4 separate regions of the Homo sapiens genome follow, and all the other regions are linked to region 3. Evidence: chromatin loops called from intact Hi-C (ENCODE). Cell type or tissue: heart right ventricle. All regions are shown on one strand.

What was found. Hi-C counts contacts between places; a loop is a spot of excess contacts. Peaks named below come from ENCODE experiments on the same cell type or tissue, not always from the same donor. Only the 100,000 strongest peaks of a DNase experiment are listed, where the experiment ranks them.
Region 1: it touches region 3 in a loop (10-fold over the local background); 90 of 110 quality-filtered maps call a loop at or near these places.
Region 2: it touches region 3 in a loop (4-fold over the local background); 20 of 110 quality-filtered maps call a loop at or near these places.
Region 4: a loop joins it to region 3, with 11 times the contacts of the local background. A loop is called at or near these places in 89 of 110 quality-filtered maps.

Annotation. Positions count from the first base shown.
Region 1 is chr1:9,106,439-9,114,438 of GRCh38, reverse strand. GPR157 (G protein-coupled receptor 157) reads left to right here. Exons shown (of 4, transcript NM_024980.5): 2 at 2,950-3,163. Among named protein-coding and RNA genes, the nearest start is that of GPR157, 19 kb to the left of the region's middle. RefSeq lists an enhancer at 3,701-3,750. In heart right ventricle, CTCF peaks have their summits at 3,309 and 3,512 (motif pointing left); a DNase peak (open chromatin) is centred at 3,498; H3K27ac peaks cover 1,727 bases.
Region 2 is chr1:8,913,930-8,921,929 of GRCh38, reverse strand. The region is part of intron 1 of LINC03153 (long intergenic non-protein coding RNA 3153); the gene reads left to right. Among named protein-coding and RNA genes, the nearest start is that of LINC03153, 8.9 kb to the left of the region's middle. In heart right ventricle, a CTCF peak has its summit at 3,666; no DNase peak of the experiment used is centred here; H3K27me3 peaks cover 614 bases.
Region 3 is chr1:9,191,739-9,199,738 of GRCh38, reverse strand. LNCTAM34A (long non coding transcriptional activator of miR34a) reads right to left here. Exons shown (of 3, transcript NR_132738.1): 3 at 7,653-8,000. Among named protein-coding and RNA genes, the nearest start is that of MIR34AHG, 13 kb to the right of the region's middle. RefSeq lists an enhancer at 1,192-1,712. In heart right ventricle, CTCF peaks have their summits at 921 (motif pointing left) and 3,087 (motif pointing right); DNase peaks (open chromatin) are centred at 3,098 and 3,408; H3K4me3 peaks cover 2,256 bases; H3K27ac peaks cover 1,388 bases; H3K27me3 peaks cover 809 bases.
Region 4 is chr1:9,139,400-9,147,399 of GRCh38, reverse strand. No RefSeq gene overlaps it. Among named protein-coding and RNA genes, the nearest start is that of MIR34A, 8.4 kb to the left of the region's middle. RefSeq lists enhancers at 1,819-1,918, 2,009-2,058, 4,876-5,170. In heart right ventricle, CTCF peaks have their summits at 4,759 and 4,965 (motif pointing left); a DNase peak (open chromatin) is centred at 4,979.

The sequences.
Region 1 (8,000 bases), 85 kb after region 3:
AATTCCTTAGCGGAATCCTGCAACTGTAAAGTAACGAGGAACAGCACATTATGACTAGAGGATTGGCGTGGTGGCACTTGAAGAGCCGATTACTTTTTTTTTTTTTTTTTTTGAGACAGTCTCACTTCGTCACCCAGGCTGGAGTTCAGTGGCGCAATCTCAGCTCACTGCAAGCTCCACCTCCTGGATTCAGGGGATTCTCCCGCCTCAGCCTCCCACTAAGATGGGATTACAGGGACGCACTACCACACCTGGCTAATTTTTGTATTTTTGGTAGAGACGGAGTTTCACCATGTTGGCCAGGCTGGTCTCGAACTCCTGACCTCAGGTGGTCCACCTGTCTTGGCCTCCCAAAGTCCCAAAAGTCCTGGGATTCGGGCGTGAGCCACCTCGCCTGGCCTGTCATGAGTTTTAAAACAACCCTTTCTTTTATGGGTGGTGTGTGTGTGTGTGTGTGTGTGTGTGTGTGTGTGTGTGTGTGTTTGGTTTTTTTTTTGAGACAGGGTCTTGCTCTGTCACCCAGGCTGGAGTGCAGTGGCGTGATCTCGGCTCACCGCAACCTCTGCCTCCCAGGTTCAAGCGATTCTCCTGCCTCAGGCTCCCAAGTAGCTGGGATTACAGGCATGCACCACCACGCCCACCAATTTTTGTACTTTTAGTAGAGATGGGGTTTCACTATGTTGGCCAGGCTGGTCTCAAACTCCTGACCCCAAGTGTTCTGCCCACCTTGGCCTCCCAAAGTGTTGGGATTACAGGCATGAGCCACCGCGCCTGGCCTTTTGTGGTCTTTTTGCTCCTGTGTCTTTGTGACTTCCAACAGGACATGCTGCCTCCTGCCACCGAGGCCACTGAGGGTGATGTGACTCTGCCATCAGCCCTCCTGCCCTTCCCTACAGAGGCCAGTGGGGACTGGAGAATGCTGCAGAGGGGATGGTTGGCCAGGGCCCCTCTGTTCTGGAAGCATCCTGCATGAGGCCTTCCCAGTCCCAGGGAACTGACTTTTCCCTTCCATCCTCATCCCTGCCTGGCCTGCTCTGCCAGCCCTGCAGCATTTGGGAGAAACCCTTGAAGCACAGTTCTCCTGGCCTCATTCTGGCCTCAGATTCATGTTGAACTCTGATCTCACAGTTATCATAGTATCATTCCTGTTTACCTAAGGCTTTGCGCTCCAGGCACCTGACCTAGGACAGGGGTACTTGTGTCTTCTTCCCAGGACAGAAACCAGACGGGCCCCACGCAGCACCAGTGTCTGCACCACAGGCCTGAACCCTGGGACAGCAGGACGTGACTCACAACAGTCACGACAGCAGCAAACACTCACACACCTGCCTGGCCCTGTGCTCTGTACACACATGTATTTGTTCTCATAACGACCCGACAATGACACCCTGTAGTCACTGTCGTCATCCACACTTTGCAGAGAACCTGGCATGTTGAGGCTAAATAACTTGCCCAAGCAGGGGCAGAAGTGGGACTTGGATCCAGCCCGCTGCACTAAAATCCAAGCCCACTACACTAAAATCCAAGCTCTTAACTACCCCACTACCTGCCTCTCTCAGGAGCCACTATAGCCTTTGTGTGCTCCATTGCTATGTAAGGAACAGACTGGTTCAAGGACCACAGGGAAGGGGCCTACTCCTGGCTGTGTGGCTGGCTGTGGGAGAGCGCTCTAGAAAACTGAGCCTGGGCTGGACATGGTGGCTCAGGCCTATAATCCCAGCACTTTGGGAGGCTGAGGCAGGTGGATCACCTGAGGTCGGGAGTTCAAGACCAGGCTGGCCAACATGGTGAAACCCTGTCTCTACTAGAAATACAAAAATTAGCCGGGCGTGGTGGTGCACGCCTGTAATCTCAGCTACTTAGGAGGCTGAGGCAGGAGAATCGCTTGAACCCAGGAGGTGGAGGTTGCAATGAGCTGAGATTGTGCCACTGCACTCCAGCCTGGGTGACAGAGCGAGACTCCGTCTCAAAAAAAGAAAACTGAGCCCAACACTGCCCTTAGAGGGGCCCCTACCTGAGCTTTATGTTTTCAAAGGTCCCCGTTGACCCTTGCCAGGTTCTGTTCCCCGCCATTGTGTAAGAAGTCCTCAAGGCCAAAGGGACACACTGCCCAAAGCCCACGTTCCCCCTCCTAGAGCCTGCCGAAGGTAAGCAGAACCCTGGAATTCCCTGCCCAGGCAACCCTAAGCCCCCAGTGTGTGCACTCCTAGACCCAAGGGCTGACCAGGGGGCGCTGATTGTTTGTGGCACATTTGCACGAGCATGGACAGGTGTTCGCACGCTGGTGCCCAAGGCTTCCTGGAACAGAAACCAGACAGGCCTCACGCAGTACCACTGTCTGCACCACAGGCCTGAAACCTGGGACAGCAGGACGTGACTCACAACAGTCACGACAGCAGCAAACACACACCTGCCTGGCCCTGTGCTCTGTACACACATGTATACAAAACTCTTCTTTTTTCTTTTTTTGAGATGGAGTCTCACTCTGTCACCCAGGCGGGAACGCAATGGCACAATCTCAGCTCACTGCAACCTCCACCTCCTGGGTTCAAATGATTCTCCTGCCTCAGCCTCCCAAGTAGCTGAGATTACAGGTGTGCACCACCACGCCCAGCTAATTTTTGTATTTCTGGTAGAGACAGGGTTTCACCATGTTGGCCAGCCTGGTCTCGAACTCTGTACACACATGTATGCAAAAGGAGCTGGGCACACGCTGGGAGCTGGCTGTCCCACGTCACTCCATTCTAATGCCAGTCCCCGAAGAATTCTAAAGTAGAGCCAGGCTCCCAGGGCAACACCTACCCCTTCTTATTTTCCAGGGCCACTGTGCCATCCAGGCTCTGGAGAGCATCCCCTTTCTGAAGGGCGTCCTCCGTCATTTTTGCGAAGGCTGACATTGCCGGGAGCCATGGCCTGACCCCGATGCCTCTTTCTCTCCTCCTTCCTCAGCTGGGGGGTCCCGTTGGTCATCACTGTGGCAGCCGTCGCCCTGAAGAAGATTGGCTATGACGCCTCGGACGTGTCTGTGGGCTGGTGCTGGATCGACCTGGAGGCCAAGGACCATGTCCTGTGGATGCTGCTGACGGGGAAGCTGTGGGAGATGCTGGCATATGTGCTGCTGCCTCTGCTGTACCTCCTGGTCCGGAAGCACATCAACAGAGCGGTAGGCGCTGCCCTTAGAGCTCAGGGCCCTCTGCATGGCCGCTGTGCCCAGGTGCAAGGCCTGGCATTGAGTTTGGCCCCCCGAGGGGACAGGTTGCGTCTCTGGGGACAGAACCAGTGATGGGCCAGAGGGGACCAGGCACTTACTGTGCACCAGACACCATGCAACACGCTGTGTTACACGGATCGTGCATTGGTTCCCACTGCCCCGTTAGGAGCCGGGTCCTGTTACTCCTTTGTAGATAAGGAAACGAGGCTTAGCCGATTAAGGGCCTGTGGGGGCACAGGGCTGCTGCAGACAGGGCTGCTGTGTCCTTGGTCATGGCCCTCTCCTGCCCCCTGGTGGACGGCCTGTGGTGGCTGCTTAAACTTGAGGAATTTAGCTAAAAGGTGAGGACAGACCCAAGGCCGGGCTGCCCCAGGGGAAGGGAAGACTGTGGAATTTCACAATCAGTGACGCAAATAACTCACCTAACTTTTCCTAGTGATTTATTATATCCTAAATGGCAGGGGTTTCCAGAATTCAGAAATGAGTAGGCTGGGCTGGCTGGAGAGCCTACGAAAGAATGGCTTTCCTCTGACACCTTGGCCCAGTTCCTCCTTGTTCCTGCCTCCCAGTCTGCACATGTGGAACTAGGGGCTTCCTCCTGGCCACAAGCAAACGCCTGCAAAAGGCCACAGATTAACCCATTCTTTGATCCACTCGGTCACTCATTCTGTATGTTATTTTAGTTTTATTTATTTATTTATTTTTGAGACAGGGTCTTGCTCTGTCGCCCAGGTTGGAGTGCAGTGGCACAATCTCGGCTCACTGCAACCTCTGCCTCCCAGGTTCAAGTGGTTCTCCTACCTCAGTCTCCCGAGTAGCTGGGATTATAGGCACGTGCCGCCACGCCCAGCTAATTTTTGTTCTTTTAGTAGAGGCAGGGTTTCACCATGTTGGCCAGGCTGGTCTGGAACTCTTGACCTCAAGTGATCCGCCCACCTCGGACTCCCAAAATGCTGGGATTACAGGCGTGAGCCACCGCGCCCGGCCTCATTCAGTATGTTTTTACCGAGCATCTCCTAGCACCAGAGTGCTGTATAGCATGGGAGTTCATCTTGAGGACTCAGACATGGATCCTGCCCTCCTGGAGAGAGGCAGAAGTGCAAGTAACTACAGGCAAAGATTCAATGTGAGGAGTGGCTGGGGCAGTAAGATAGGTCCAGAGGAAATGCTCTGAATTTAGACTTCCGGGCTCATCCTGCAGGCTTGCTGGAGTGAGTCCCTGTGTTTCTATTTGCCCTCTGAGTTTTCAGGGCTGAAATTGTAGGAGGGTGTGTACCCATCTTGTAGGCCATTCTGTCTACCCAGCAGCCATTTCTGAGTCAGGAGGCACCTTGCAGCTGTGGCCATCTGGACACCTAATCCCCACCCTCCACTCCCGTTGTGTCTTCTCGCGTCAAGACCTTTAGTTTTCTCTTTTCTTTTTGCTTGGAAATGTAACCAGTTCTCACCCGCCCTAGACCCCACTTCTGCCTCAGGTGGAGTCCTTGCTGGAGATGGCTGTGGGACTTCCCATTGGTCTGAAATCTTCTTTTTGGACTGGGTGCAGTAGCTCATGCCCATAATCCCAGCAGTTTGGGGGGCCGAGGTGGGTGGATCACTTGAGGTCAGGAGTTCCAGACCAGTGTGGCCAACACAGTGAAACCCTGTCTCTACCAAAAATAACAAAAATTAGCTGGATGTGGTGGCACACACCTGTAGTCCCAGCTACTCGGGAGACTGAAGCAGGAGAATCACTTGAACCCAAGAGATGGAGGTTGCGGTGAGCCAAGATTACGCCACTGCATTCCAGCCTGGGCGACAGAGCAAGACTGCACCTCAAAAAAAATAAATAAAAATTAAAATTAAGGCTGGGCATGGTGACTCATGCCTGTAATCCCAGCACTTTGGGAGGCCGAGGCAGGTAGATCACCTGAGGTCAGGAGTTCAAGACCAGCCTGGCCAACATGGTGAAACCCCGTTTCTAATAAAAATACAAAAATTAGCTGGGCGTGGTGGCAGGTGCCTAGAATCCCAGCTACTGAGGAGGCTGAGGCAGGAGAATCACTTGAACCCAGGAGGCAGAGGTTGCAGTGAGCCGAGATTGCACCATTGTACTCTAGCCTGGGCCACAGAGCAAGACTCCATCTCAAAAAAAAAAAAAAAAAAAAATTAGGGCCGGGTGCGGTGGCTCACGCCTGTAATCCCAGAACTTTGGGAGGCCGAGGTGTGCAGATCACGAGGTCGGGAGATCGAGACCAACACGGTGAAACTCTGTCTCTATGAAAAATACAAAAAATTAGCTGAGCGTGGTGGTGGGCACCTGTAGTCCCAGCTACTCAGGAGGCTGAGGTAGGAGAATGGTGTGAACCCGGGAGGCGGAGCTTGCAGTGAGCTGAGATCGCGCCACTGCACTCCAGCCTGGGTGACAGAGAGACTCCTTCTCAAAAAAAAAATTAGCTGGTGTGCTGGTGCATGTCTATAGTCCCAGCTACTTGAGAGGCTGAGACAGTGAGGCAGGAGGATCACTTGAGCCTGGGAGTTCACTGTATTCCAGCCTGGGTGACAGAGTGAGACCCTGTCTCAAAAAAAAGAAAAAATGAAATGATCTTTTGTCTTCTTCTAGACTTTTATTAGTAGTTGGTCTCCTGCCCAGGTGATGGATGCCCTTCTCACCTCCTCTTCTTTTCCACTGCCCTGGAAAGTTTCCGGGACCCCTGATGAAGTATCCCAGGCACTCCGCCAGGCCCTGCCCAGGACTCTCCTCTACAGATGCCCTTTGTGTGTCTTTCTTTCTGCCTTTCCTTTGGCAGGGCAGGAAGCCTGCGGGGCTGAGGCTGACCCTTACGGGTGACAATGGGTCCTCTTTTCCAAATCAGCAAGTGTTTCAGAAAAACGGGATCGAAGTGGGCAGGGAGCTGAGAATGTGCTAGTTGCCTCTAGCTAGGAATGAGCCAAGAATCGGTGAGCTGGAGGAGGAGGAGGAGGAGGAGGGCGGCTCTGAGCAGGTTAGTTGCAGAAGATTGGGGGCTGAGAGATACCACGATGCAGCAGTGACTCCACAAGACACCAGGTGCTGGCAGAATACCTTGGGCGTCTCCCCTCCCCTGGGCCGTCAGCATCCCAGGCACAGGACTGGCTCAAAAATGCATTTTTTGTTTTAGAGGCAGCGTCTCACTGTGTTGCCCAGGCTGGAGTGCAGTGGCTCAATCTTGGCTCACTGCAACTTCCACCTCTGGCTCACTGCAACTTCCACCTCAGTCTCCTGAGTAGCTGGGACTACAGGTGTGTGCCACCACACCTGGCTAATTTTGTTTTTGTTTTTAAGGCAGAGTCTTGCTCTGTTGCCCAGGTTGGAGTATAATGGCAAATCTGAGCTCACTGTAACCTCTGCCTCCCGGGTTCAAGCAATTCTCATGCCTCAGCCTCCCAAGTAGCTGGAACCACAGGTGTGCGCCACCATGCCTCGATAATTTTTTTGTATTTTTAGTAGAGACAGGTTTCACCATTTTGGCCAGCCTGGTCTTGAACTCCTGGCCTCAAGTGATCCAGACCATCTTAGCCTCTCAAAGTGCTGGGATTACAGGCATGAGCCACTGTGCCCGCGCCTAGCCTAATTTTGTATTTTTAGTAGAGTCGGGGTTTCACCATGTTGGCCAGGCTGGTTTTGAACACCTGGCCTCAAGTAATCTGCCCGCCTCAGCCTCCCAAAGTGCTGGGACTACAGGCATGAGCCACTGCTCCTGGCCAATGCCCAGCTAATTTTTAAATTTTTTGTAGAGACAGTGTCTCACTCTGTTGCCCAGGTTACTCTCAAATTTCTGGGCTCAAGCGATCCTCCTGCCTTGACCTCCCAAAGTGCTGCAATTTCAGGCATGAGCCACCACTCCTGGCCAAAAAAAATCACGTGTTCATCATGAGCAGTTTCATCTATTTTTACAAATTCAGCTTTGATCTGGAAGGAATCTCCTCCTTCCTCTCATGAAAGACATTCCCAGGAGGAAAGCCAAGTCTGGCTCGAGCTCACGTTTTTGTTCTCCTTCTGGAGAGGAGGTGGGTGGGCTGGGGGTACAGCAGGCCCTCCCTGTGCAGGGAGGGGGCTTGCATTCTGGAGGGGAGGACGATGATAAGCAATAAGCCCAAGGAACAAGGGTGAATAACATCGTGGGACTGAGGGTGAGACAAACTGTGGGAAACAGACTAAAATAAAAAGCGGAACGTGAGGATGGGACTGTCTAGGAAGTGCACGTGCAGTTATTTATGTATTTATTTATTTACTTATTTATTTTTGAGCTGGAGTTTTGCTGTTGCCCAGGCTGGAGTGCAGTGGCGCGATCTTGGCTCACTGCAACCTCCATCTCCCAGGTTCAAGCGATTCTCCTGCCTCAGCCTCCCAAGTAGCTGGGATTACAGGCACGTGCCACAACAACCAGCTAATTTTTGTATTTTTAGTACAGATGGGGTTTCACCATGTTGGCCAGTCTGGTCTCGAACTCCTGACTTCAAGCAATCTACCCACCTCGGCCTCCCAAAGTGCTGGGATTCCAGGCATGAGCCTTTGCACCCGGCCTCTGTGCAGTTTAAATAGGGGTGTCGGGCCTTATCCAGAAGGTGCTGCTTGAGCAAAGTCTTGAAGAGGGCCGGGGGGAGCCCTGGGGACAGATGGAGACGGGCATTCCAGAGCAAGGGAGCAGCCAGTGCGGAGCCCTGGGGCGGGGGTGCTGCGTGTCTGCAGCATAACAAGGAGGTCGGTGTGGCTTCAGGGTTGGCCCCACTGTGACCATAAGGGTTGGCCCCGCTGCGACCGTAAGGA
Region 2 (8,000 bases), 280 kb after region 3:
TGAGGAATCTCAGACCAGTTTCCATTGCGATGGCAAAAGTTATCTAAGTCCCTGAGTACACTGAAATCGAAAGTGCCGTTTTCGGGCCATTGGGAACCACTGTCTAATTTATATTGAGGCTATGTAGTGTTACAGTAAAAGATAAGCCTCTTAGGACGGACCTCTGAACAGAGGCAGAGAGCATTGAGATTGCGCAGGAGACACCTGAAGGGGGTAATCTTGGAAAGGGTAGACTGAGAGGCTCCCATGGTGAAGGGAAGGAGAGGGTAGAGGAAGAAGAGACTGCCGATGACAAGAACGGCAGGAGAAGGCATCCCCTGTCCTGCCGATCGTGCCAGGAGAAGGGAGGTAACCCCCGAATCAGGCATCCCCGAGATGGAGGAACTAAAGGCCTGGAGGCTGGAGGAAGCCCTTGACCCAGCGCTGGGTCTTTCGGGCAAGAAAGAGTCGGTCAAGGATTCCAGGTAAATGGTAAGGGTCTCTCTTACTGACCCCTGTGGAGGCCCTGATGGTGGATGCAGTCGCCAGCAATGGTAGAGTCTAGGAGATTCTTCGGGTCTTTGGCAGGTTTGGGAAGGGGAGGACAGCTGGGAGAAGGGGTGATGGCGATGGGGAGTAGACAGAGAGAGAGAGAGAGGGAGAGTCCCTTAAGGATGTCCAGCCAGAGCCTATCCCCTTCCCGGGTTTCGGCACTAAAATGTAAGGGTTGCCGAGAGATAAGACAAGTAGACCCAAAGTCAGGCCAGCAAGTTTGTTAACCTGCCGGGCTGTTCCTTTATAGTCAGAGGAGGCAGCCCCGAGCTAGCAAAGCAGGGGATTGATATAGGGGGTGAGGCTTGGGGATTTTCCAGGTGGGACTATATCCTGGGTCTGTTTGCCTGGGTCTGTTTTGGAATTTTGCAAAAACAATCACTGGAATAGAACAAAGAAGACGGGTAATGGGGGCAGTCTGAGGAGGAAGTTATAGTGGTTTAGCAGCCTCACAGAGGAGTTACAAGAGCTGTTTGTGAGGCTTATGGGGGAAGGGAGGGGTAACTTGGTCTCTACCACTGACCTCAGGTGATTGGCCCACCTTGGCCTCCCAAAGTACTGGGATTACAGGCGTGAGCCACCACGCCCAGCCTGTTTTTTGTTTTTTGAGACAGAGTCTCACTCTGTCACCCAGGCTGGAGAACAGTGGCATGATCTCAGCTCACTGCAACCTCCCCCTCCCAGGTTCAAGTGATTCTCCTGCTTTAGCCTCCCAAGCAGATGGGATTACAGGGGCATGCCATGATGCCCAGCTAAATTTTTGTATTTTTAGTAGAGATGAGGTTTTGCCATGTTGGCCAGGCTGGTCTCAAACTCCTGGCCTCAAGTGATCTGCCCGCCTTAGCCTCCAAAAGTGCTAGGATTACAGACGTGAGCCACCCTGCATGGCCAGATTTCAACACTTTGACCTTCATGAACATAGATAGGCTTTTAAGAACAATTAAGCTGGGCCCAGTGGCACACACCTATAGTCCCAGCTATTTGGGAGGCTGAGGCAGGAGCATTCCTTGAACCCAGGAGTTCAAATACAGCCTGGGCAACTTAGCGAGACCCCATCTCTAAAATAAAACACATTAAAACCTTATAACTTGTAGACAGACCCTGTTGGTATAAATGACCCTGGTGTCCTTGGATGTGTTAGATTTAACCTATCAAGAGCCCCGGTTTACTTCCAACTTAATTTGTTGACCTTCATTCTTAACTTAAAAAAAAAAAAAAAGTTGACAGGGCACTGTGGCTCACACCTGTAATCCCAGCACTTTGGGAGGCCAAGGCAGGCAGATCACTTGAGGCCAGGAGTTCGAGACCAGCCTGGCCAACATGGCAAAACCTCATCTCTACTAAAAATACAAAAATTAGCTGGGCATGGTGGCATATGCCTGTAATCCCAGCTACTCAGGAGGCTGAGGCACAAGAATCACTTGAACCCTGAAGGCAGAGGTTGCAGTGAATCAAGATTGCACCACTGTACCCCAGCCTGGGCGATAGAACAAGACTCCATCTCAAAAAAACATTATATAAAAAAACGTTGCCGGGCACGGTGGCTCACACCTGTAATCCCAGCACTTTGGGAGGCTGAGGTGGGTAGATCATTTGAGGTCAGGAGTTCGAGACCAGCCTGGCCAACATGGTGAAACCCCGTCTCCACTAAAAATACAAAAATTAACTGGGCATGGTGGCAGACACCTGTAATCCCAGCTACTCAGGAGCTTGAGGCAGGAGAATCACTTGAACCTGGGAGGCGGAGGTTGCAGAGAGCCGAGATCATGCCGCTGAACTCCAGCCTGGACAACAGAGCAAGACTCCGACCCCCACCACCCCAAAAAAAATGTTAACAATATTCCTATAATGGACGATTTTCCACAGCCAAGAAGAATAAATAAAGGTACTGGTTTGCACATTCAGGCCTCTCTGAGCTACCCCAGCTGAGAGAAGAAATCAAGAGTACTTTTATCAATGAGGAAATGCTGATGCCAAAACTTGGTAGAGCTGAAAATTCATAATCATACTGCTCTGAAGTGAGATCAACTCTGTTCAGGGCAATTGACAAGGAAGTTGCTCTCTAGTAAAATTAAAAGACCAGTCATTGGGATATAAATAGTGACAATAAGCAACCACTTGCTTGCTTGCTTTTTTAATTTTATTTATTTATTTTTTTTTTTTTGAGGAGTTTCGCTCTTGATGCCCAGGCTGGAGTGCAGTGGCACAATTTCGGCTCACTGCAACCTTCACCTCCCGTGTTCAAACAATTCTCTGGTCTCAGCCTCCTGAGTAGCTGGGATTACAAGCACGTGCCACCATGCCTGGCTAATTTTGTATTTTTAGTAGAGATGGGGTTTCACCATGTTGGTCAGGCTGGTCCAAACTCCTGACCTCAGGTGATCCACCCGCCTCGGCCTCCCAAAGTGCTGGGATTACAGGCGTGAGCCACCATGTCCGGCCCACTTTCTTTATTTTAACTTTCTAGGTGAGCAAGCCCTGTACTGTCTGAGGCCAAAGGGTTCAAGGTTGCTCATTTTTCTTTCAGAACTGTTTTTTTTTTTTAAAGACAGGGTCTTGCTATGTTGCCGAGACTGGAGAGCAGTGGCTATTCACAAGTGCTATCCCAGCACGCTGCAGCCTGAAACTCAGTAGCTGAAACAACAGGCAGGAACCACCTTGCCCACCTCTTAGTTACAATTCTTGAGAGGTGTCCCTAAGAATACTTTATTTTAGATTTTTTTTTTCTGGCTTTGGTAGAGACAGAGTCTTGCTATATTGCCCAGGCTAGTCTTGAACTCCTGACCTCAAGCAATCCTCCTGCCTCAGCCTACCAAAGTGTTGAGATTACAGTAGTGAGCCACTGCTCCCAGCCTTACTTTAGATTTTTATATTCCTCCCGTAACAGCTGCTCCACTGAAATATTCTGGAAAACGCAAAGAAGCAGCCAGTGCTGTGTTTTTGTTTATCTTCAACTGTCTACATTTTCTCTGCTTCTCAATGTCTTGCTTGCAAAAACAAAGCAACTTTTGAAGGGTTTATTACTTGCTGCCGCATCCCCTGCAGTCAGGAGAACCACCACCATATTGAAGGCAGTCCTGTAAATATGCAGTTTTTCCAGCTGAAGCATTTATTGTACGCTCATGACACCCAGTGGTCAGAAAAATACTGTGCAGAATTTTTGTTATGTTTTTGTTTTTGTATTTGAGGCAGAGTCTCGCTCTGTCACCCAGGCTGGAGTGCAGTGGCACAATCTTGGCTGACTGCAACCTCTGCCTCCCAGGTTCAAGCCATCTTCCAGCCTCAGCCTCCCGAGTAGCTGGGATTACAGGTGCACACCACCATGCCCGGCTAATTTTTGTATTTTTAGTAGAGACAGGGTTTCACCATGTTGGTCAGGCTGGTCTCAAACTCCTGACCTCAGGAGTTTGATCCACCCACCTTGGCCTCTCAAAGTGCTGGAATTACAGGCATGAGCCATCGTGCCTGGCTAATGTTTGTATTTTTAGTAGAGATGGGGTTTCACCATGTTGGTCAGGCTGGTCTTGAATTCCTGAGCTCAAGTGATCTGCCCACCTCAGCCTCCCAACGTGCTGGGATTACAGGCGTGAGCCACCGCGCCTGGCCCTGTTTTTTTTGTTTTTGCTTCATACAAGATCCACGGTGTGACCGCAAACAGCTGGTTCTGCGGAGGGCTGAGGGATGGAAAGATATGGAAGCCACGAGGAAAGAGGAATGAGCCTGGTGTCTCCCTGATGCATTGCCAAGGAGACTCAGGGCTGGACCAAGAAACCTACCGGATGGTCAGGAAGCTGCCCAGAAACGGCTGTTTGGATATTGAGGCAATCCCATTTTCCAGACCATCAAATACTTGTTTACAGAGAACTTGATTTGTTTACAAACTCATATTGGGGTAAAATTAAAGTAATATAATACAACATTAACCTCTTTTTTTTCCTATTTTATAGAGACAGGGTCTTGCTATGTTGCCCAGGCTGATCTTGAACTACTGGGCTCAAACAATCCTCCCGTCTCGGCCTCCTAAAGTGCTGTGATTACAGGCACGAGCAACTTTTTTTATATATTTTTTTCTTGAGACAGAGTCTCAGTCTGTCGCCAGGCTGGAGTGCAGTGGTGTGATCTCGGCTCACTGCAACCTCCAACTCCCTGTTTCAAGCAATTCTCCTGCCTTGGCCTCCCGAGTAGCTGGGATTACAGGCACGAGCCACCACACCCAGCTAATTTTTGTGTTTTTAGTACAGATAGGGTTTCACCATGTTGGCCAGGATAATCTCAAACTCCTGACCTCGTGATCTGCCCGCCTCGGCCTCCCAAAGCGCTGGGATTACAAGCGTGAGCCACCGCGCCCGGACTTTTTTTTTTTTTTTTTTTTTTTTTTTTTTTTTGATACATAGTCTCCTTCTGTAACCCAGGCTGGAGTGCAGTGGCGCAATCTCAGCTCACCACAGCCTCCACCACCCAGGTTCAAGTGATTCTCCTGCCTCACCCTCCCAAGTTGCTGGGACTACAGGCGCGTGCCACCATGCCCGGCTAATTTTTGTATTTTTAGTAGAGACAGGGTTTCATCCTGTGCGCCAGGCTGGTTCGAACTCCTGGGCTCAAGTGATCCTCCTGCCTCAGCCTCCCAACATGCTGAGATTACAGGTTTGAGCCACTGTGCTGGACACATTAACTTTTTTTTTTTTTTTTGAGACAGAGTTTCGCTCTTGTCCAAGCTGGAGTGCAATGGCAAGATCTCGGGTCACTGCGACCTCTGCCTCCTGGGTTCAAGTGATTCTCCTGTCTCAGCCTCCTGAGTAGCTGGGATTACAGGCACCCGCCACCACACTTGGCTAATTTTTTTCTATTTTTAGTAGAGACGGAGTGTCACCATGTTGGCCAGGCTGGTCTCGAACTCCTGACCTCAGGTGATCCACTCACCTCAGCCACCCAAAATGCTGGGATTACAGGCGTGAGCCACCGCACCTCACCACATTAACGTTTTTAAAAAGTACACTTCAGTGGCATTTAGTACCTTCACAGATGCTGCGTACCAGCCCCTCTATCTTGTTCCAAAACATTTTCATCACCCCGAAAGAAAACCCCGTACCCATTAGCGGTCATTCCTCATTCCCCCCTCCCCATCCCTTGACAACCACTGATCTGCTTTCTGTCTTGATAAATTCACCTATTCTGAATATTTCGTATAAAGGGGATCATTCATATATTTCACATAAGCGGAATCATGATCTTTATGTCTGGCTTTTAACACTTAAGGTCATGTTTCTGAGGTTCATCTACGTTGTATCACACATCAGTAGTTAATTTGTTTTCACGGCTGGATGATATTCTGTTGTATACGTATATACCACATTTTGTTTCTCCATTCATCTGTTGATGGAATTTTGAGTAATTTCCACTTTTTGGCTATTGAGAATAGTGCTGCGATGAACATTTGTGTGCAAGTATTTGTTTGACTATCTGTTTTCAGTTCTTCGGGGTGCGTACCTAGGAATGTAATTGCTGGGCCACAGGATAAGTCTGTTTAACTTTTTGAAGAACTGGTGATAGATTTTTAGACCCCTTGAAATTAATAGAGAATTGTATTTAGACTAGCACCACATTTTCCCAAATGAACAGTTGATTTTTTTTTCCCTTGAGCAATTTTCTTTATTATGTATATCTGACTTGTTAGCTCGGTCTCGAAGTACCCATGGGAATGAATGCAGATGGACAGGATAAAAGAACCCATTCAGGGGAAAGTTAATTTGCCTAAAGATTCCCTGTTGCTATCTGTTTAGCTTGAGTGACAGCTCAGCAAACAGAAATCTTTGCTCCAAATCTTTGTTATGATCTCTGTCATAACATTTTGTTTGAAAATCGCCTCCAGACCTAAAATGAATTTGAGCAGCCAATGTGAATTAATTAAGCTGAAAAGAACTCTCAAAACAATGATTTCTCTGATGTGTTTTTATCCAAACCTTCCAGGTCACTAATTTGTCCTGTTTTCTTTAAAAGGAGAAAATAATGAAGGGGTGTATTTGGTGCCCTCTACAGTAAAATATCTTTGATATCAGTGGAGAAGGAGCTGCTTGGCATAAATGAATGTTCTTGAAAACTCGAGATGACCCCTTTAAACTCACATTATAAATCTGTTAACCCTTTTTGGATGAAAAGTTTTCTAAAACCAAGTGCTCAATTTCCTGGCTTGTTTGGTTCAGATGTTACCCACTGTGTTGACAACAACCATTTTTGCTTGATTGTTTTGATACAGTCTCGCTCTGTCGCCCAGGCTGGAGTGCAGTGGCATGATCTGGGCTCACTGCAACATCCGCCTCCTGGGTTCAAGCAATTCTCAACCTCAGCCTCCCGAGTAGCTGAGACTATAGGCACACGCCATCATGCCTGGCTAATTTTTTGTATTTTTAGTAGAAATAGGGTTTCGCCATGTGGGCTGGTCTCTCGAACTGCTGACTTCAAGTGATCTGCCAGCCTCGGCCTCTCAAAGTCCTAGGATTATAGGTGTGAGCCACCGCACCCGGCCAATTTCCTGCCTTCTTAAACAGAAGATGCTGTGTATGATGAACATTATTTGTTGGACTAACTTTGAGCTCAGTGGTCTTCTCAAGAGCTCAGAGCTTGAAAAGCGTGCCTGTAATTTACTTCAAAAACCCTCAGCACCAACTGTACGTGTCACTTAGCTTCAGCCTGCTTTCTAGGGGCAGTCAGCGCTGCGGAATTGGGAGCGCGAAATTCCAGGGGTGATTAGAACCTACATTTGAAAGACTCAACAAAAGCCACTCTAGCTCTATCTCCAATCCACACCAGATGGTTTGTTAATTAGCACAATGAGAGCTAAGAATGATTTTTCATTGATAAAATGAGTAGTGTTCAAGGCCATTGAACCAGCACCGATTACTCTCTGTGGTCTAGATGCCCCTGCCTTTGTATGAGCAAATCCAGTGAGCCCTGGATGTCATTTTAATTTTCAAATAGCCATACTTTCGAAAAGCAAAAAGAGCTGGGCGCAGTGGCTCACGCCTGTAATCCCAGCACTTTGGGAGGCCGAGGTGGGTGGATCAGCTGAGGTCAAGAGTTCGAGACCAGCCTGACCAACATGGTGAAACCCCATCTCTATTAAAAATACAAAAATTAGCCCGGCGTGGTGGCACGCACCTGCAATCCCAGCTACTCGGGAGGCTGAGGCAGGAGAATCACTTGAACCCGGGCGGCGGAGGTTGCAGTGAGCCGAGATCACACCACTGCACTCCAGCCTGGGCGACTGAGTGAGACTCCGTCTCAAAAAAAAGAAAAAATAAAATTAAAAGTGAAAAGAAACAGAGATGCAAAGGCCCAGACCTCATGTCTCAATTTGGGACCAGAGCTTCATTGCAGAAACGGCCTCAGTTCCAGCAACACTGGGTTCTCCCTCTGCCAGGTCCTGCCTTCCTCACTACCTGGGGGAGTCTTTTCCGAGAAAGACACCCCCA
Region 3 (8,000 bases):
CCTCTACGGTCTTCATATGGCCAGAGGCCTCCTTCCCTCAGGCAGGCACTGTCTGGGCCAAAGCCACCACGGGGTGTTTGGGAAGAGGAGGTGCCAGCCGCTGAGGTGACATGAGACCCTCAGGGATGGGCAGGTGATGGAGGGATCTTAGCCTGGGACACCTTCATCTCTCAGGGAGCAGAACAGGGAAGCTGGCTGCTAAGTAGCTAGTAAGACAGGAGCGGACCTCGGACGGTGGGGGTTGCATTTCCCAGGCAGCAAATCCACTGCAGTGAATGAAATGATGCCCACCACACCACCCAGTCACCCCCATGTCAGATCCACTAGCTTTGGGGTTGCCCTTGTCCCTGCCCACGTGTCAAATCCCCACGGCCTTGTCTGTGACCCCACAGTAACATCTAGGGGGTTCCCCGGGCCTGGGTTGGGCTTGAAAGAGAATTCTGTCTTTCCATTCCCCCCAGGCCTCAGAGCAGGGTGCATTACAGCCCATCATCGTGGAGGGGAAAAAATGAGGCTAGAGTTGGTTTCAGAATTAGATGGGGGTGCATGACTAGAGGGTGATACAGAGGGGCGTACGTTTCGGACACCCTGTCCATGTCGTGGGCCAGGCTCTCCGGGACACCTCCCAATGCACCAGTGCTGACTCAGGGGTATTTCTCCGCTTGCTGCGCTCCCACCCTTTGCAACTGCCCCAGCCTTGGCCAGCCCAGCCCTTGCAGCCAGCTTCTCCCGGTCTCCTTGCGCAGGGGCAGTTAGAACCCAAGCTGCAGCAGGCCCTCCCCCGCCCTCCCCGCCCGCCTGCCCGCCTGCCCGCCGCCCGGGCCAAGTCAGCAGTGCTGAGCGCTGCGGGGCTGCAGCAGCAGCCGGCGATGCGGAGACCCTGCACCACTGCTCCGGGCGGCGCTCGCGTCCCGACGGCCACCTCCTGGCGGCTGCGCGCAGCCGGCGCCGAGATCCAGACGGACGCACGGTGCTGATTGGTGCAGTGAGTGAGTCTCCGGCTTTATTTAGACCACCGTTTCTTGACGACTGTACTTCATTGGAGTTGAGGGCTCGGAGCAGCAGGCAGCCTTCCCCGTGGGAAGGATGACAAATGGGGAGTGCTGCTTCTAGGTGCTCGTACCAACTGGCTTCGTGCGTCCTGGGATGGGCGGTGTTCACAGGCGCTTCGGGGCTGAGCGCCCACCAAGTGTGGCGCGCGCTTTTGGGAAACTCCGTGGAAGACCAGGACGGACCCCTGGAGGGTTAGGAAGACTTTGAGACCAGCCAGGGGAAGCCGTGTCCCGGGCCCTGACTGTGGATCTCCTACTCTGAACCACGGACTCCAGTTTGGAAGGCCAGGCTGCCTTTCGGATTGGGGGGTAAGGAAGGGATCCCCAGCTCAGGCAGCCTTTTGGGCTAGGGCAAGGGGACCTCTGGAACCACATTTTTGAATGCTCCCACCCATGATTTCTGGGACAGCTACTGGAGACAAATAGAGGCTCGAAGGTGTCGGGAGAAAGGCTGTGTTCCTGATGTCATGTAGTTGAACTTGGATGTGGAGGAAGTCCAGCTTCCCCTGCAGAGTAAAACCAAGCCAGCGAATGTGGGTGGGGGCCAGCAGCTGCCGACCCTCCTGGGTGATGTGATGGGCTTAGGTGGTAGGAGCCAGGGGCCTGGGGCCAGAGAGGGCAGCCCTAAGGGGGTCTAGACAGCACCTTCTGCCCAGAATGGCAGCCTTTGGTACAAGTCTTTATTTATGCCAGTGGCATGAAAATGTCGCCCGATGAATCCCCAGGGGCCCGTTCTTGGCAAAAGCCCTGTCTCCCAGCAAGATGGGAAGTGATGTCACATTGCACTCTCCAGCCCGCTCTTCTGGGGTTGTTCGAGTTGTGAGATGGTTCGGTGACTGATGCCTCTCATTGTCCCAGACCTTGTGCTTCCCCTGGGAGACCCTCCACCCTGGTGGTTGCTTTTTCCTGTCCCCATGCTTTAGCTTGAGCATCTCCACCGTGGAGGCTGCCCTTGGAGGCTGCACTGTGCTGGGAGGAGAGGGAGACTGGAGAGGGAGAGGAGGAGGAGATGGCAGGGGCAGTGGGGCCCTCAGAGCTGGTGCAGTACTGTGCTGATGTCATCACTTTTGGGGGCCTGCTGAGGCCTGTGGCTGCTCCAGAATCGACACCAGGAGCCTCTTGCTCAGCCTGGGACAGGCACAGCATTGCGGCTGCCAGTCTCCCTGACAAGGACAAGACCTGCACCTTCCAGGCAGAGCCAACTGGCCAGCTGAGGTCCTGCGACTCCTGCAGGGATGAAGGTATAAGGAAAAGGTGAGGGCCACGAGAACCGGCAATGGGACGCTGGCGGGGCTCACCTGGCAAATTGGCAGCACCAGACTCCGGAAGAGAGGGAGCAGAAGGGAGGCAGGCCGGGGACTGCAGAGAAAGGCGCCAAGGCACTGGCAAGATCCTAGCGCCTCAGATCCTGACCGTGGCACCTCCCCACCGACCATTTTCACTTTTCACCCAATGCAGTCGGTAGTTTGCTCTGCGCTTCTCATTCTCAGCAGTTCTGATTAAAGATCAGATCCCATTTTCCTTTTATGCCTTTAAACTTTAAGCCTGGCCACCCAAGACAAATGCTCTATTCAAAGCTGGAAGATACTTAGAAATCATCTGTTACAAGTCCCCAAGCTCAGCGATGAGGACAGTGAGGCCCAGAGATTAACCGACTTTCCCAAGGACACAGGAAGCTCAGGGCAGACCTGGGATTCCCTGGGACATGTGGGACACGGATGAGATCATCAGCGCTCAACCCATCAGGCATCCTGACTCAGATGCAGTAGGACAAGGTAAGGAAACTGGGGGCTGGGAGTTGACAGAGACCTGGCGCCCTGAGAACCATGGGAGGAACCAACGGCAGCAGGCAGTGTGCCTGGGCACTGAACGCTGCCTTCGAGTCGGTCTGCAGCACCTCTGATTGACAACTGTCACTGGGCAAAGTGCCAGGGGGAGAAAACATTCGGCTTCTTTTATGGTTCCTCTTCTTTTCGATTCTGGAAAATCAGGGGGCACTTGAGCCCGGCGGCTGCCTGTTAGGTTATGAGCGCTGTAATTTAGGCTTCCTCCATCAGAGGGCTCCCGACGACACGGGAAGGAAACCGAGCTGCTTCCCATGGGGCGCAGTGGTTTGCAGAATGGGGTTTTTCATTTTATTCGATCCCACGGGTTCAGGCAGAAAAGTTTTTCATTATTAGACTCATAGAAACAGAAAGTTCGCCGTTCGGCATTTGTGTCATCTCCTAGGTCATCCCACATTCCATTTTCACAATACAGAGTGTGCGCTGTGGCTTCTGCTGCTGGCTCTCATTTCTTAGGGTAGGCCTGATTAGTCATGTGTGCATCTGTTATCTGAGGAAATGTAGCAATTTTCCCAGGAGGGGCCGGCCATCCTTCAACAGGGGGGCTAAGGAGAGGTGACGGCGGCCCACCAGCAACGATGAACTCAGCATTCTGATCCAGCTGCAAGATCTTGAAGCCAACCTTGGGTTTCAAGTCAGGCCTGGCGCCCACGTCTTGCCTGGGGAATGCTACTGATTGGCAGCACGAACCCAGACAGGAGCCCTCATGGATCAGCCACTGCGGCTGGGTCGCATCCTTCCCCCTCCAGCCTTTCCCTTTGGGATCTATCTCTGTGTCCTTGTTCGGGACTTGCTGTTCACAGTCTCAGTGCACTTTTGTGTCCAGTGAGTTCCCTCTTTTCTCTCAAATGGTTCCACTTGTATAATGCATACTAATGACCTTCAGCTACTCAGAGATGAATTGCTGCGGTTATCCAGAAGACAGCCCATTTTCTTGTACCAGGAGATGACCTCTCTTCTGCATGGTAAAATAGAGATCACACGGTGTCACACTAGAGGGTGGTGCTCTGGCTTAGGCAAGCATGAGACTGTGCTGTCAGCATCCGCGTGTGCGCAGCAAACTTGTCGGGAAAATGCTGCAGAGCCGGAAAGCTGCCAGGTCCTTCATGGAGATTTAGGTGGTGTCTCGGTCAACTTGACAGAGGTGGAGAAAGTTAGCTGAGAAATTTCACCAGGGTCATCTCAAATGGGGCCAATAGGCAAAATAGAGGGTTTTTTTTGACCCTCTGATGATGTAAAATTATATCTCCCAAATAATAATTTTTTTTTTTTGAGACAGGGTCTTGCTCTGTCACCCAGGCTAGAGTGCAGTGGTGTGATCTCAGCTCATTGTAGCCTCAACCTCCTGGGCTCAAGCAATCCTCTCATCTCAGCCTTCAGAGTAGCTGGGACTACAGGCGCCCACCACCGCCCCAGGCTATGTTTCTGTACTTTTTGTAGAGACGGGGTTTTGCCATACTGCTCAGTCTGGTCTTGAACTCCTGGGCTCAAGCGATCCGTCTGCCTCGGCCTCCCAAAGTGCCATCATACCTAGCCAAAGAATTATTTTTCTTTTTTTTTCTCTTTCTTTTTTCCTTTCCTTTACTTCTTTTTTTTTTTTTTTTTTTTTTGAAACAGGGTCTCAATCTGTCACCCAGGAGTGCAGTGGTGTGATCTTGGCTCACTGCAACCTCCGCCTCCTGGGTTCAATCAATTCTCTTGCCTCAGCCACCTGAGTAACTGGGACTGCAGGTGTGCATCTCTATGCCTGGCTAATTTTTTTATTTTTTAGTAGAGACCAGGTTTCACCATGTTGGCCAGGCTAGTCTCAAACTCCTGGCCTCAAGTGATCTGCCTGCCTCAGCCTCCCAAAGTGCTGGGATTACAGGCGTCAGCAACCGTGCCTGGCTCAAAGAATTCTTGATAGCACCTTCTTGATAATTCAGTTCAAGCCAACAATAATTTACTGGGCATTCACTGACATAAGAATCAGAGCCTGAACCAGGCATGGCGGCTCTCACCTGTAATCTCAACTACTTGGGAGGCCGAAGCAGGAGGATCACTTGGGCCCAGGAGTTCAAGACCAGCCTGGGCAACATAGCGAGACCTCATCTCAACAAAAATAAATAAATATGTTTAAAAAAAGAATCAGAGCTGTAAGTGTGTACAAAAAGTATAAAGTATGCCTGCCTTTAAAAATCATGGCTGGACATGGTGGCTTACGTCTGTAATCCCAGCACTTTGGGAGGCTGGAGTGGGAAGATTGCTTGAGGCCAGAAGTTGGAGACCAGCCTGGACAACATAGCAAGACCCCATTTAAATAAAATAATAATAACAGAAATTTTTAAAGAAAGAATAAAAAAGCATTTTACTATAGGGGTGGCAAGAAGGTGGCAAAGCACTAAGATCCAGGGGACCACTTTTCGGTGACAGAGTTGATGGTTCAGTTTGTGCCTTTTTCTCCTTCCCCTTTGATCCAAATCAAGAATGAAACTTTGACCTAAGGTAAAGAATGAAACTCAGACATTTTGCCAGCTTGCCAGATCACTTGTATTTAGAAGCATTGCTAGTTGACCTGTCCAATCCTGGGTCTCAGATTCCTATTGCAGGGCTTATGTCAATATCTGTCACTTACAGCCGGGCATGGTGACTCATGTCTGTAATCCCAATACTTTGGGAGGCCGAGGTGGGTGGATTGCTTGAGCTCTTCTGAGCTCGTAGTGAGCAGCCTGAGCCACATAGTGAGACTCCATTTCTACCAAAATTAGCTGGGTATGCTGACATGCACCTGTCGTCCCAGCTACTTGGGAGGCTGAGGTAGGAGGCTAGCTTGAGCCAGGGAGGTGGAGGTTGCAGAGAGCCGAGATCATGCCACTGCATTCCAGCCTGGGCAACCTGACCCTTCTGAGACAGAACCAGACTCTGTCTCAAAAAAAATAATATCTATCTATCTATCTATCTATCTATCTATCTATCTATCTATCTATCATATATATCTGTCACTTGTTTTCTTGGGGGTGTGTTGCTTCAGGGTCTGTCTGCTGGAGGTGGGGCATTTAGCTGTGCTTTGTGTTCAAAGGGGCATTCAGATATGTTTATATCATTACTAGTAAATGGCACAATTATATTGTGTTGCAGTGTGTGTGTGTGAAAGCATTCTATTTTTAAATTTTAAATGTTTTAAAGCATGCATTTTTCTAACCTGTTATTTCTTCCTGTTGCAAAATCCCAGGTCCCCTAAAACATGGTGGTGGCCTGTGTGTCTCACGTTCTCTCAGAGACCCTGCCTTGCCCTATGCAAGCCATCGCCACTTCGTGGTCTGAAGGTCACCTTGCCTTGTAGCCCAAATGTTGTAAATAGTCTGCTCAAGGTCTGAGAGACATCAGGTTTCCTTCTGTGTAATAAATGTGCTTATTTCACAATAGGGAATGCATCAGGCATAAGTATTTTTTTAAATACAAATTTGGCTTTTCTTCAAAACGAGAGGGCTAAGATAGGGCTGGCTCACGATAAAATTGTGAAATGGGCTGAGTTTGTCTTTGGTGCTCCTCTGCTGTCCTCACTCCACTACCCTCCCAGGATCCCTCATAGGCTCAAAGGGGCCCCAGGTGGCCAAGAAGCCTCTGTATAGCACCTTCACTCAGCCTGGTGGCCTGAGAGCCTTGTTTGTGTTGTATCTGGCCCACGTCTGTCTTCTCCCTTCAACATTTGCAAAGCATGTTGGGGATCCGGTGCACATAACATCTCTCTCTGTTAAGGCACAAGGTCTCTCAGGCATTTCCTGGGGTCTGCAACACTTTTAACTCAAAGGAGGGGGTTCCTGCCAGAGAGAGAAGGTTGGCGAGGGGCAGGCACTGTGTTTCAGCAGACCTGCCACGTGCCCCACAAACTGCCTTGATGTGCACCTGGACCTAGAACTGGTTTAGTTTTCATACCGCTTTGCCACTTGGCTTCTTTAGGTCCCCAGAGGCCAGAAGTCGCTGCCTTCCCAAGAGATTCCTTCAAGGCAGTTGGGAGAGACACAGCTCCAGGGAAGCAGCTCTGTGAGTGCCCTTCCCTCTTCCAGCCAGGACTCTGGGTGCTGTCAACATGCAGTTTTCTGAGGGCTGTTCTGAGCTTTCTTCCTATTTATAGAAAGACATGGGTGATGCTGAGTGCACAGCTTACTACAGTGAAAGGAGTGATGGCTGCAAACATGTACAAAAATGTGGCCATGTCTGTCAGAAGGATCGAGGGCTTAGTGCCGGTGTGGCAAGGTAGAGAAGGGGTTCCGCTAAGGACAGTGACCTGCACCTCCCATGGGCGCTACCCCGCGGTCCTCATGTTGGAAGTATTTATATGTCCTAGGATCTGGGTGCTTTTCTTTTTTCTTTTTCCTTTTCTTTTTTTTTTTTTGAGATGGAGTTTCACTCTAGTGCCCAGGCTGGAGTGCAGTGGTGCAATCTCTGCTCATTGCAACCTCTGCCTCCCAGTTCAAGCAATTCTCTCACCTCAGCCTCCCGAGTAGCTGGGATTACAGGTGCCTGCCACCACGCCTGGCTAATTTTTGTATTTTTAGTAGAGATGGGGTTTGACCATGTTGGCCAGGCTGGTGTCAAACTCCTGACCTCAAGTGATGCGCCTGCCTCGGCCTCCCTAAGTGCTGGGATTACAGGTGTGAGCCACCACGCATGCCCGGCCATGGGTGCTTTTTCTTTCTCTTTCTCTTGATCTCTGCCATCCTTTAGTGTAGATTGACCTTAGATGGGCAGTCCATTCCACCAATGACTGTGATTCTTTAACAAGAATTCTGTTTATTGAGGGTTCCACTGATGCCAGCATTTCTACAGCCTTCTCCATGCCAGGACCTCAAAGCCCAGGCAAGGAATTCTATTCAGCCCACCTTTCAGTGGGTGACCCTTTCTCCTATAGACCAATTCCTATACCCTGCTGGCATGGATTCCTTTTTCTTTTTTTTCTTTCTCTTTCTTTCTTATTAATAGACTTATGTGGTTATCTGCATGAGAAATGAAGTGCTTATGTTAACATTTTCTGAATTGGGAGGGGATGGTTACTGTTCCCCTCCATGGGCCTTTGTCTCTAAGAGATGAGCACTTCCTTAGTACCGCTCCCGCTGATGTTTCC
Region 4 (8,000 bases), 52 kb after region 3:
ATTAGATTGTAATTTCCTGGAATATTTAAAACCAAATTATTTTCTGTTTTCCAAGCATGTGCTTGTAAACATACAAAATACAAATTGTAGTAGCTGTGATACATTAAAAAAAAAAAAACGGAAATGACCTTTGGTACTCTACTTAGCTCTCATCAGGATCCGTGGTTAAAATTGGTGGGTGGGGTGAGGATCCAGGCAAAATGCAAGTATTAATTCAGCACTTACCCTGGGCCTTGCACTTGGCAGGATGCTTCCAGGGATGCTCAGGACTAGTGGGCATCAGGGGTTTTTGCTGCCCAGCTTCCATTCCTCTGCTAGCAGCACTACCAGGTACAGTCCAGGGGCCCCCCACCAAGATGCCTGCCCTTCCCTGGTCAAGATGACCCCAACTTCCTGATGGAATGTGAGTCAAGAGCTTAGCGTGCAGAGGAAACATGCTCACAGCTCACTGGCCCCATTGAGAGCTTGCTGTATGTATGTATGTTCGAGATAGAGTTTCGCTGGAGTGCAGTGGCGTGATCTCGGCTCACTGCAACCTCTGCCTCCCAGATTCAAGCGATTCTCATGCCTCAGCCTCCTAAGTAGCTGGGATTGCAGATGTGCGCCACCACGTCCAGCTAATTTTTTTGTGTTTTTAGTAGAGACCGGGTTTCACCTTGTTGGGCAGGCTGATCTTGAATTCCTGACCTCAAGAAATAATATTTTTTTGAGACAGAGTCTCCGTCGCCCAGCCTGGAGTAGAGTGGCACGATCTAGACTCACTGTAATCTTCGCCTTCTGGGTTCAAGCAATTCTCCTGCCTCAGCCTCCCGAGTAGCTGGGACTACAGTCACACCCCACCATGCCTAATTTTTGTAACTTTGTTAATAGTAGAGACAGGGTTTCACCATGTTGCCCAGGCTTGTCTCGAACTCCTGGCCTCAAGTGAACCGCCTGGCTCAGCCTTCCAAAATGCTGGGATTACAGGCATGAGCCACCGTGCCGGGCTGAAACTCACTACCTGATACACCTCCCGTGTGGGGAGGGTAGGGGGAAGGAGCAGGAAGAGGAGGAGGAGGAAGGGGGCGGGGGGAGGAGGAGGACGAGGAGGAGGAGGAGGAGGAGGAGAAGGAGAAATGGACTCTCACTCTTCACGCCAAGTGCCCCTCATTGTGTTCATCATCCCCCAAGGCTGAGCATTACCTGAGGCCACTGTGGACCAGCCCCTTCCTCTTCCTCTGTTGGAACTGAAAACATCAGAGTAAACTACCAAATATGAAGGCCTCTGGACTCCAGCCGAGAAGTGCTTTGTGTACTCCCGAGTATTTCTGCAGCAGTGGTGCAGGCTGGTGCCACCTCTTCCCTGCCAGGACCCCTTGATGCTGCACCATTGCAAAACAAAGCATGTCTTAGTCTAATTTTCTTTTCCTTTTTTTTTTTCCTGAGACAGGGTCTTGCTCTGTTGCCCAGGCTGAAGTGCAGTGTGCGATCATGGCTCACTGCAACCTTGACCTCTTGGGCTCAGGCGAGCCTCCCACCTCAGCCTCCTAAGTAGCTGGGACTACAGGTGTACGCCATCACACTTGGCAAATGTTTACATTTTTTCTAAAGACAAGGGGTCTCATTATGTTGCCCAGGCTGGTCTCTAACTCCTCGACTCAAGCAGTTCTCCCACCTCAGCCTCCCAAAGTGCTGAGATTACAGGTATGAGCCACCACACCTGGCTCTAATTTTCATAACTGCGACTGAAATCACAGCTGATCCCATCTGTCTTTAAATTAGTAACCTTGAGGGGGTTGTCTTTCTTGGCCGGCAGTCACTTACTCCTGAAATGAATCTGGTTAGAGAGCAATCTGGTCAGGAGAGGAGAGATGAGAAGAAATGATCAACAATGTGGGAGCCTCACAGAGTCTCCCCGTGTCTGGCCTTGGAAGCTTCCACCTCGCTCAGATCAGACCAGGCAGCCGACTGATGAAAGGCCCTCCTGATGACTCAGTGGCTCCTGGTGACGTCACTGTGCCCTGGACACCTTTCGGCCTGCCTGTTCCTCTCTCTGCTGTCCCCCAGCAGCAGAGCTGGCTTCATGGGTGTGCAGCCTGGATGGCCACACAGGGCCCGGTGCCTGAGGGGTCCACGTTCGGGGTGCGGCTATGTTGAAATATGTGAGGGTTTTTGGATGAGGGTCCTGTGAACGGAGGAGCTGTCTCTGCCCAGCGGCCTTCCACAGGGCTCGGCTGCAGGCCACGGGGATGCCACCATCCTGCACCAGCCCGGGTGGGATCAGGGCTTGGTACCCACTTCCCAAGAGGGCCGGAGTGAGTAGGGCTGAGTGAGATCAGAATCCTCCCTCTCACCAAACCCAGGGCTGCCCCGGGACACACACACATAGAGAGCCCCAGGCCCCCTGTACAGGCTGCCTCTGGTCCCCGTCAGAAACTCCTACAGGTAGTTCCTCAGGATGTAGGAAGGGATCTTACTGGTTTAGTGAGTTGTATCCATTTGCAACCTCCGCCTCCCAGGTTCAAGTGATTCTCCTGCCTCAGCCTCCCAAGTAGCTGGGAACACAAGTGTGGCCCATCACACCAGGCTAATTTTTGTATTTTTAGTAGAGATGAGGTTTCACCATGTTGGCCAGGCTGGTCTCAAACTCCTGACCTTAAGTAATCCACCTGCCTTGGCCTCCCAAAGTGCTGGGATTACAGGTATGAGCCACCGCGCGCGGCCCCGCCAGGACTCTCTGCTCGGCTTGGAGATGCTGTCTTCTCCTTGTGTCTCCACTGGTCTTCCCTGGGTTCTTATCTGTGTCCATGTTTCCTTTTTTTTTTTTTTTTTTTTTGAGACAGGGTCTCACTCTGTCGCCCAGGCTGGAGTGCAGTGGCATGACCTAGACTCACTGCAGCCTCAACCTCCCAGCCTCAATTGACTCCCCGCTTCACCCTGAGTATCTGGGGCTATAGGCGTGCACCACCATGCCTGGCTAATTTTTTTGTATTTTTAGTAGAGATGAGGTTTCACCATGTTGCCCAGGCTGGCCTTGAACTCCTGAGCTCAAGCGATCTGCCTGCCTTGGCCTCCCAAAATGCTGGGATGACAGGAGTGAGCCACTGCACCGGGCCCATGTTTCCTCTTAAGGACACAATCATATTGGTTTAGGGTGCAACCTAACGATCTCATTTTAACTTAGTTACCTTTTAAAGACCCTATCATCAAATACAGTCATATCCTGAGGTAATGGAGGCTAAGATCTCAAAATATGAATGGGGGGCTGGGCATGGTGGCTCACACCTGTAATTCCAGCACCTTGAGTGGCTGAGACCAGCCTGGGCAACATAGTGAGACTCCATCTCTACAAAAAATTTTTAAAAAGTATGGCCGGGCACGGTGGCTCACACCTGTAATCCCAGCACTTTGGGAGGCGGAGGTGGGCAGATCACCTGAGGTCAGGAGTTCAAGACCAGCCTGGTCAACATGGTGAAACCCCATCTCTACTAAAAATACAAAAATTAGCCGGGCGTGGTGATGGGCACCTGTTATCCTAGCTACTAGGGAGGCTGAGGCAGGAGAATCGCTTGAACCTGGGAGGCAGAGGTTGCAGTGAGCCAAGATTGCACCACTGCACTCCAGCCTGGGTGACAAAACGAGACTCCGTCTCAAAAAAAAAAAAAAAAAAAGAAATAAAAATAAAAAATGTTTAAAAAGCATATGGATGGGGAGGGGGGACAATTCAGCTCATAACAGGGATCCTTCTGGACACTCAGAACCAAGCTTTAATAGCTTGACAATGTCTTTCAGTCTGAAACACAGAGATGCTGCCAACCCAGGGCCTGCCCCTCCATCGCAGGAAGAGGCCACACCATGAGCCTCGTGCCAGCAAAATGTGGCTGTGGTTGCTTGCTCAAGGGCAAGGCTGATGGGTGTTACTTCACCCTGGCTTTCAGAGCCACAGGAAGAGGCTGTGCAGGGAATGGGAGTCAGCTGTTCCCCAATTCCTGTGGTGCCTGAGCAAAAGAACAGGAGTGAGAGCCCAGGGCTTGGGGCAGACATGGGCAAGACGCTCATGTGTGTGGGAATGGCTGCTGGAAGCCCGTGCGCGGTCACCAGGGGTCTGGGAGGCAGGGGCCACGCTGTGACAGTGGTTCCCAAACAGCCCAGGAGCTCTGTAAACCTTAAGGCTCTGAGCGCCCATATAGGGCAGGGCAAGCGTCTGTATCTTTAGAGGGCTCCCAGACAGGGTGCAGAAATGACTTGGGTCCCGAGATGATCACTGCAGTCGCTGATGGCTCTCTGGGGGTTCATATACTTTCGTATGTTTGAAATTTTTCATAACAAAAAGTTAAAAGGGAGGAAAAAAGGAAGGAAGGAGGGAGAGGGAGAAGGGAAGGAAGGATGGAAGACAGGAGGGAGGGAGGGAAGAAGGAAGGAGAGAGGGAAGGAAGGAAGAAAAGAAAGGAGGGATGGAAGGAAGGAAAGGAGGAAGGGAGGGAGGAGGGATGGAAGGAAGGAAAGGAGGAAGGGAGGGAGGAAGGAAGGAAGGAAAAAAGGAAGGAGCGGCTGAGCACAGTGCTCATGCCTATAATCTCAGCACTGTGGGAGGCCGAGGTAGGAGGATCACTGGAGGTCAGAAGTTCAAGACCAGCCCGGCCAACATGGTGAAACTCTGTCTCTACTAAAAATACAAAAATTAGCAGGTGTGGCACGCACCTGTAGTCCCAGCTACTCGGGAGGCTGAGGCAGGAGAATCGCTTGAATCCAGGAAGTGGAGGTTGCAGTGAGCTATCGCACCACTGCACCCCAGCCTGGCTGGGCGACAGAGCGAAAGAGTGAGACTGTCTCAAAAAAAAAAAAAAAAAAAAAAAAGGAAGGAGGGATGGAAGTAAGGAAAAAAAAAAGCTCCGGGAGGATTCTGATGCGAGCCCCTGTCAGGATGAAGGCGGGAGGGAGAAGCCCTAACCTGCCCAGGGCTTCCTGTGACTCGGGTGAAGCAGTGCCTCCTGGTGGTGAGAAGGCAGAACTACTGGTATAAACTGGTCGTAACGTGCAGACTGGGTGTGAATGTGGGGCCAGGACAATGTGTGTCGTGGGGTTGACTAGGGGGAAGCTAGGCAAGCCTTTGGAGCAGGCCCACAACTTTGGTTATACCACAAACCCCTTTGTCAGTCCAGTGAACTCTCTGGAGTCTCAGGATAAAGGCGTAAATTACATGGGATTACAAAGCTAACCAATCATAGTGAAATACAATGATTGAAATACTTGATAAAGCCAAATTTGGTATAGCGTGTAGATATGACAGTAGTAGTATGTCACAGTAGATAGCAGTAATGTGCCAATGGGAGTATTAGCACATTAAGTAATATCCAATAACAACTGGTCTAATAACTATAACTTAAAAAGTAGTGAGGAGAATTCATGATATTTTGCAACAACTCCAACATATAAAAAATCTGCAATTTATATTGTTAAAAGAATCATACGTACTACTAGAACAAACAACAAAAACCTCCCAAAGACCAGGCATGATGGCTCACACCTGTGGTCCCAGCACTTTGGGAGGCCGAGGCAGGAGGATCCCCTGAGCCCAGGAGTTCGAGGCTGCAGTGAGCTATGATCGCACCATTGCACTCCAGCTGGGGCAACAGAGCAAGACCCTGTCTCAAAACAAAGCAAACAAAACAAAACAACCTCTTGAAACTTATTGCCCATCTTTATTCATGAATAAAGAAAATGGGCGATTGCTATGAGAAGTCGGTAAAAACAAAGAAGTGCCTGGTCGCCCTGCAGGTGCTGGACCGCCAGCTGAGATCCTGCCTTAGAAAGGCAGCCAAAGGCCCACTGCACTTCCCTGTCATCTGGCTGCTCCATATTCCCACTATGTGTTCCACAAAGATTGATTGAGGGCCTACTGTGTGTGGCAGACACTGCACAATATAGACCAGATATCTGCCCTCAGCAAGCATGCATTCTACAGGGACAGATGATAAGCCAACAATACACAGAACATATTCTACCAGCTCATCTTTTTTTTTTTCTTTTTTTTTTTTTTTTTTTGAGACAGGCTCTCACTCTGTCACCCAGACTGGAGTGCGGTGGCAAACCACGGCTCACTGCAGCCTTGACTGCCCAGGCTCAAGCAATTCTCCCACCTCAGTCTCCCGAGTAGCTGGAACTATAGGCATGTGCCACCAAACTTGGCTAATTTTTTTTTTTTTTTTTGAGATGGAGTTTCACTCTTGTCACCCAGGCAGGAGTGCAATGGCGCGATCTTGGCTCACTGCAACTTCCACCTCCTGGCTTTAAGCGATTCTCCTGCCTCAGCCTCCCAAGTAGCTGGGATTACAGGCGTCCACCACCATGCCTAGCTAATTTTTGTATTTTTAGTAGCGATGGGGGTTTCACCATGTTGGCTAGGCTGGTCTCGAACTCCTGACCTCAAGTGATCTGCCCATCTCAGCCTCCCAAAGTGCTAGGATTACAGGTGTGAGCCACCGCGCCTGGCTAATTTTTTAAATTATTTGTAGAGAGGGGGTCTCACTATGTTGCACAAGCTGATCTCAAACTCCTGGGCTCATGTGATCCTCCCGCCTTGGCTTCCCAAAGTACTCAGATTGCGGGCAAGAGCCACCGTGCCTGGCCTAGCTCAACATTTAAGTAAGACGTTCCTATTGAATACATTATGTAATATGTAACAATGTTTTGTGCGTAACTGATATATAGTACTTATTGAAAGTTTCCTTTTAATCCCATTTGCTTTAAAGTCAAGAGTTTTCAGCCTAGTTTAGCCAACGTGCATTCAGTCCGCTTTTACAAAGCAAAAGAAATCTCATATCCTCTGGAAGATTCTGAAGGGCTTCTGGGGAGGGGAGACACTCGTTCCTGCTATCTTCCCCCTCAACCAGTATTAAGAATCACTGCTTATTCATAGCAGCGCTCTTCACCATAGCCAAGAGGTGGAAACAGCCAGGTGTCCAGGAACAGACGAATAATAAACAAAAGGTGGTCTATCCACACAATGGAATATTTTGTGGCCATAAGAAGGCATGAAATTCTGACACATGCTATAACATGGACGAACCCCAAAGACATTATATTGAGAGCCAGACACAAAAAGAACAAACATTGTAGGATTCCACTCACGTGAAACATCCAGAATAGGAAAATTCATGGGGACAGAAAGTAGAATCAGGGTTACCAGGGGCTGGGGGGAGAAGGCCATGGGGAGTTATTGCTTAAGGGGTATGGGATTTCTGTTGGAGGTGATGGAAATGTTTTGGAAATATGGTTGCACAATATTGCAAATGTCATCAACACCACTGAATTGTATACTTTAAAATGGTTAAAATGGGCCAGGTGCAATGGCTCATGCCTATAATTCCAGCACTTTTCTTTCTTTTTTTTTTTTTAGATGGAGTCTCGCTCTGTCATCCAGGCTGGTGTGCAATGGTGTGATCTCAGCTCACTGCAACCTCCCACAGTGATTACAGGCACCCACCACCATGCTAATTTTTCATATTTTTAGTAGAGACGGGGTTTCGCCATGTTGGCCAGGCTGGTCTCGAACCCCTGGCCTCAGATGATCTGCCTGCCTTCCCTCCCAAAGTGCTGGGACTACAGTTGTGAGCCACCGTGTTCGGCCTGCCCACTGGTGTTCAATCATGGCAGCCCACGGCACACCTCTGCTCAGCCCTGCAGTGACTCCCGTGTCCCTTGGTGTATCCAAGCTGAAGTCCTCACACTGACTTTGAGCCCTGCATGATCTCTCCTCCTCACTGCCCCAAACCCCTCTGCTTACAGAATTCCCCTCATGCTCTAAATCTCCCTGACTTCCTTTTTCGCTACTAGCCAAATAAAACCCTGCTTTTAATTAGTTAATTAATTTCTTTTCTTTTTCTTTTTTTTTTTTTTTTTTGAGACGGGTCTCACTCTGTCGCCCAGGCTGGAGTACAATGGCGTGATCATGGTTCACTGTAATCTCGAACTCCTGGGCTCAAGCAACCCTCCCATTTCAGCCTCCTAAGTGGCTAGAA